Linked DNA regions of Homo sapiens: region 2 is linked to region 1. The links are chromatin loops, found by intact Hi-C in ENCODE. Cell type or tissue: GM12878. All regions are shown on one strand. Each heading gives the region's core, and the rest is flanking DNA. Links, peaks and the distances in the headings are about the cores only. Region 1 has its middle 120 kb from the start of DIRC3-AS1. Region 2 has its middle 190 kb from the start of DIRC3-AS1.

Region 1 (2,915 bases), core at 234-2,733:
GGCTCACGCCTGTAATCCCAACACTTTGGGAGGCTGAGGCAGGTCAGGAGATCGAGACCATCCTAGCTAACATGGTGAAACCCCGTCTCTACTAAAAATACAAAAAATTAGTCAGGTGTGGTGGTACACGCCTGTAGTCTCAGCTACTCCTGAGGCTGAGGCAGGAGAATCTCTTGAACCCGGGAGGCAGAGGTCGCAGTGAGCCAAGATCATGCCACTGCACTTCAGCCTGGGCAACAGAGAGAGTCTTTGTCTCAAAAAAAAAAAAAAAAAAAAAAGAAGGAGGAAAAAAAAGAAAGTTGCTAATAGCTCAGTGCCTCTCCACTGGGAGGATATTTGAAGGCTGCTATCTTGATCTGATGCATACTGCAACTGTCTGTCATGCCTTTCCAAACTGGAATTGCATTTGCTTCCCCCTTTGTTGCAGGGAGGCGAATGGCAAAACCCAAAATAAGGAATCATGACAAACAGTATGTACACTTGCCTCTCAGTTTTTTTGGATAGACTTCTTATGCTTCATTTATTCTGGAGAAAAATATTATTAGTACAAGAGCTGGGAAGCGGAACTGGGTTGAGGAAGCTATAATAAAGGTCAATTGGAAGAGAAAATAAGGAAGTGGGGGTAAGGAAGCCATCAAAGTGCATCAGTCGCTAATAGATGATTCCGTACTTCCTTTCTTAGGAAAGATTGGGGCATGTGGAAAACTGCTTGTCCATTTGTGCACTGCAGAAAGGGAGGGGGAGGAGACCCAGACTCCCTAAAAGGGGAAAAAACATCAGGGGAGAAGTGAAGCAGGTGTTTCCTGCTGCCTGTGCCTCAGAGGAAAGCTTGAAGTCCTGGGAGGGGGTTTTCCACAGCGGCACAAATCAGGGGAAGCCATATTTTTCCAGCAGCCTAATTCAGAGGTCAGACACGTCAGCCATCACCTCTCATGTTCATCTCTCTTTCTCTTGCTCTCTCTCTCTCTCTCTCTCTCTCTCTCTTTCTCTCTGTCTCTTTTCTCTCTCTTTCTCTCTCTCCCCTCCTAGGCTCAAAGATCTGAAAAACTAGTAAAAAGTTTATACAGAGGTAGCGTATAGACAATTTCTTTCAGTTTCTCTCTACCCTCCTTTTTCAGGTTATCTGCTTTTTTTGTTTACTTGTCCATGTCAATCAATCTTTATTTTATTTTTCTCTTTGTACTTAATGGGAGTGTTCATATTAATGCCTAGCATGTGCCTTTCTTCATTTAAAATAAAAAGGAAAACAAAAGATAAAGTGAAATATCCAGCAGTATATTATCTTGAACTTGCACAATGTGACACTAAAAGGTACTGGGCCATTTAGCTCTGCTCCTCTACAGAATTAGTTATAAAACCAAGACATTTATGGAAAGCAATTTTTAATGATACATTGATATGTTAGCTATGTCTTTTAAAATTACTCTCTCTCTGTCACCCCTTCTCCTTTTTCTCTCCCTCTAACAGTAAAGTATCTAGGAAAATAACAGTAAAATTGGTGTGTGTATGTGTGTGCTCACATGCACATCATGTGAAAACATTTGAAAACAACTCAATGATTTAAAAATATATACTTGTCTATTTTAGATTAAGTCAGAGTAAAAAGAGAAAAAAGGGAAGCAGGAGGATGAAGGGAATGAGGAAAAGAGAAAACGAGAGGTAGAAAAGAGAGAGGAGAAAGGAAGGAGATGAGTTGGGGCACTCAAATACAAAGAGAAATCGCCATATATCATCCAGATGTTTTGTCTACAGCAGACCAAACATCAGGCTTTCGGGAAACATTTGGAAGACACAATGCTCCTTTCACTACACAGACAACTGTTGACAGTCCTATCGCCTCCTTCCCTGCGTGTATGTGTCTATCCCTTTCAAGCCTTTTTGTGGTCAAATTATAAAGGCCTGTTTAGTGGGTGGGGTGACGTCACACTGACCACAAAAGCTTATATTTCCTGCTACTAAATACACAGCCCCTGCTGACGAAGTGATCATTACAGAGAGAGCTTGTTCTGCCGAGGTCACCCCAAAGTGGGGATGAAGGCACTGGGGCGGGGGCTCGGTTGAGAGAGCAGAGCCATTATTCCCAAGTGTGTCTGCCTGCCTGCTGATCCTCATCTTGCTAGAACCAAAAGATGAAAATAGAAGTCTCTTTGTGCTTCCTCCAGGCCTTTGTCTCTAAGGATGCTGGGGCACACTGGGACACAACATGGTGGGAAAAAGGAAAAGACAAAAATTCAGGTCTTTGATTCCAGTTTCCTCATTTATAAGCTCAGTGATTTTACCTCTCCGGGTTGAATCCTGAAAATCTCCGTTTTACTAAAGAGAAAAGAACCTCATCCAGGGATCACACGGGAGCATGTATTTTAAAGTGACTGGTTTTAGTTTTGAGGGCAGCTGCTATCTTATAGTGATTTCTTTAGTGTTCCCACTTTCCTTGTGCTGATTACAAACGGTGGTTCTCTCTTCTGAGAGGAGAGAGTAAAGGGTAGGTTTTGTTTTTACGCATTTCTTTCTATTTTATTTATTTATTTTTGCAGAGGTCATGGGTGAACAATTTTTTTAATGAAGGAAAATAAATGAATTAACGTGGTGACTTGTCCAGTTAAGCCAAAGAAGCCACACCAAGTGTTAGAGGACCACAGAGGAACCAGAGAGGATCTGGGTAAGATCTCACAGGAAGAGTAGCATCTGGGTTGGGTGTAGTGCATAGGAGTTTGGCAGGCAGAGGGTTATGATCATAATTACCATCCCCAGGAACCCCTAAGTATCCCCTGGCATTAAACCAGAGTGGTCTGAGGCCTTATGTTGTAAGTCCTTGGCACTCCAAACCTCAGATGAAACAAAAATTGATGGATGTGCTTTTTGAATAGTTCACTCAATCAGGTTAATTTTGACGTTTAAAGAAGCAGAAAACCACT
Region 2 (2,915 bases), core at 158-2,657, 72 kb before region 1:
TTTTTTTTTTTTTTGAGGTGGAGTCTCGCTCTGTTCCCCAGGCTGGAGTGCAGTGGCGCAATCTCAGCTCACTGCAAGCTCCGCCTCCTGGGTTCACGCCATTCTCCTGCCTCAGCTTCCCGAGTAGCTGAGACTACAGGCACCTCCCACCACACCCGGCTAGTTTTTTGTATTTTTAGTAGAGACGGGGTTTCACCATGTTAGCCAGGATGGTCTCGATCTCCTGACCTCGTGATCCGCCTGCCTCGGCCTCCCGAACTGCTGGGATTACAGGCATGAGACACCGTGCCCGGCCGGGAATAATTTTTTTACAAAGCTCTTCAATAGACTTCCCTAATGGCCAGAACTGAGTTCCATAGATACCTCAACTTCAAGGGAAGCTAGAAACTGTGAGTTGTACATTTCAGTCTCTATTGTATGACGTGGGCAGAGGAAGAGGTGATGTAAATAGCTAAAGCATGGCCAAACGACAGTATCTGCCACAGCTGTTGAGCTCCCTCTGGATGTGTTAGTCCACAGGAGAATTAGGACCTGGGTTAGGTATCAACAATAACAGTAGCTTCATCAGTAGTCTGGGCTCTTAATTCCCACCTTTCTCCTTGGAATTTGCTCCATCAGGAATTAATGACTTAAAATATCTGCTTACATTGTCACCTCAGCCACTAGATTGTGAGTTCCTTTAGGAAAGGACTATGATTTATTTAACACCAGTGCCTGACTCATGAAAGACATTTTTTTTTAATGTGAGAAGGAATTGCTAATTTAGTGACAAATTTTTATTAGTTGGATGGATTAGCTACTTAATTAATGCAGCATTCAATTTACAGATGCACAATATTACAAAAACAAAACCTGATTCTTAGGAGTGACAAATCTGGAAAAGTAACAAAAAGGCATCTTAAAAAAATACAGGGATATGCTTACCAGTTTCAGAGGTATAATTATTTAAAGTTATTTTAGAAAGAAACTCTTCCCTTCCTGTCCCCATATTTTTGACTTGGCATCCAAGAAAGGGAAATTATGCCCATCCTTTTACCATAGATTCATATAAAAATACTGTACATGATTATAGTGATGTATGATTTCCTAAAGGAATGTGCAACATTTTATTTGATCTATACAACAAACTGGTGATGTAAGCAAGGAGAGATTAGAGGATCACATTTCCTGTTATGGGACAAAAATTAATAATATAGGAATAAATAATTTAGAAATGCTTATAGACTTATTCCTTTTCCAACCTCACCAAAAAGAATCCTGTAAATGCTAGTCCAATTTTCACCTCCTATGGTCTTCGAAGAGGAAAGATTCTTTTTGATGATAGAAGAGATAAATCTACGTATAACAGTACTGGAGGGTAGGGAGGGAGGACGGAAGTGGCAGAAAACTGTATGAGTAAGGAGTGAAAGAGGAAGCCTTTTATTTTCTCCCTGGAGATCAGAACCAGAGCAGCTACGATAAGAAAGTAGGTTGGAGACGCAAGAGAATTTGCATAAGTGTTTCTGAGAACCATATATTTTCATCCCCTTTAGTGTCTTCAGAGCGGCATGAATAATAAATAGAATTCCATCTTTGTTACTTTCAGTTTGGGGACATTGCTGCTTAAATCTGAAACTGCTCTGAGACTGAAGCACATGGGTCTCTGAGTTTATTAGGGTTACACATAGACAATGAAACACATGGTCAGAGAGGTTAAGAGAATGATCTATTAATAGTAGAACCTAACTACTGCTTAAAGCCCTATGCCATGCCTTATCCTTCCACTTCACCCTACAAAACTAAAGTGTATACATTTGTTTCAGTTGTTGCTGCTTGCTTGTTTGCTTTTCTGTTTTGAGCTTTTCTTTTCTTTTGTGGAGGGTAAGAAAGGTAAGCTTGTGTGCTCTTCCCAGTTCATGGAAGCTCGTCAAGTTTTCAGTTTGCATTATCAAGCAAATGCTTTGCAGGATCAGGAGTTTTTAAATTTCTTTATATTTTTTATTTTCCTTATTTTTGGCACCTTATCCAAGACCTGTGAGTCCCTCTGGGCTGTGTGTCTGAGAAGTGATAATTGAATTTCTCAGGGTGCAAGTCACTGGGAAGCTGAGTTTGCGGCATGTTAGCTTGGTATCTCTCTTTATTTCTGAGCACCCCCACCCTCTCTCAGGCCAAGTCACAGCTGAATGCTTCACATTAAAACGCACAAAAACATGAATCCGTAGGGCAATACACCAATGGAATCTTTAGGATTCAGACTCATAATAGTTCATCTCTTGCTTGGTCTGCCCTGAGGTTCTGAGTGAGATTATCCTGCTTGCTCACACCTTATTAATTTTGATTTATCTAAGGGAGAGATGTAGAAATGTCCTCACCTATGTTTGTGCTTCAGGTAAGTCAAAGATGTTTGTTTCTATCTACTTAAGAGAGTAAACAACTGAGTCTTGGTATAGTCAGGCATAGGCTTTGGTGGAGAGATTTGGATGCTTAGGCTCCTATTTGACAGAAAGCAAGGCCTGGAGCTGAGAACCCCAAACAGGTAATCCTTGGGAAGGTATGTCTGGGTGTCACGGTAGTCAGCTGAGAATGTAAAGTGCTGCCTATGGCTAAGGGTATGGGATAGACTGTTGCCTACTTGACCCTCTCTGCAGTGTCTACAGTGAGTTTTGTTTGTTTGTTTTTTAATGTAAGTGGTTGGGAAGAGGAGATCGATGGGAAAGTTACAAAAGAAACAGGAATTTCCAAAGAATCTGAGAACTTAGAGAGGTGAGAGAAGAGAGAAAGGAAAAGCACTGCCCAGAGAGGAGAGGCCAAGTTGGAGCATCCAGAAAGGCCTGCCACGTTCCCCTGTGACAGCCCTGCTCTGACAGGGTGAGGGCCTGGGACAGGAGGAGATAGAAGGAAGGGAGAATGGAAGGGAGGAAATGCAAGGATTCGAG

Evidence for each region. Hi-C counts contacts between places; a loop is a spot of excess contacts. Peaks named below come from ENCODE experiments on the same cell type or tissue, not always from the same donor. Only the 100,000 strongest peaks of a DNase experiment are listed, where the experiment ranks them.
Region 2: a loop joins it to region 1, with 3.0 times the contacts of the local background. A loop is called at or near these places in 5 of 110 quality-filtered maps.

What each region holds. Positions count from the first base shown.
Region 1 is chr2:217,160,822-217,163,736 of GRCh38, forward strand. No RefSeq gene overlaps it. Among named protein-coding and RNA genes, the nearest start is that of DIRC3-AS1, 120 kb to the right of the region's middle. RefSeq lists an enhancer at 625-919. In GM12878, for the core only: no CTCF peak of the experiment used is centred there; no DNase peak of the experiment used is centred there.
Region 2 is chr2:217,088,725-217,091,639 of GRCh38, forward strand. No RefSeq gene overlaps it. Among named protein-coding and RNA genes, the nearest start is that of DIRC3-AS1, 190 kb to the right of the region's middle. In GM12878, for the core only: no CTCF peak of the experiment used is centred there; a DNase peak (open chromatin) is centred at 1,597; H3K4me3 peaks cover 510 bases; H3K27ac peaks cover 825 bases.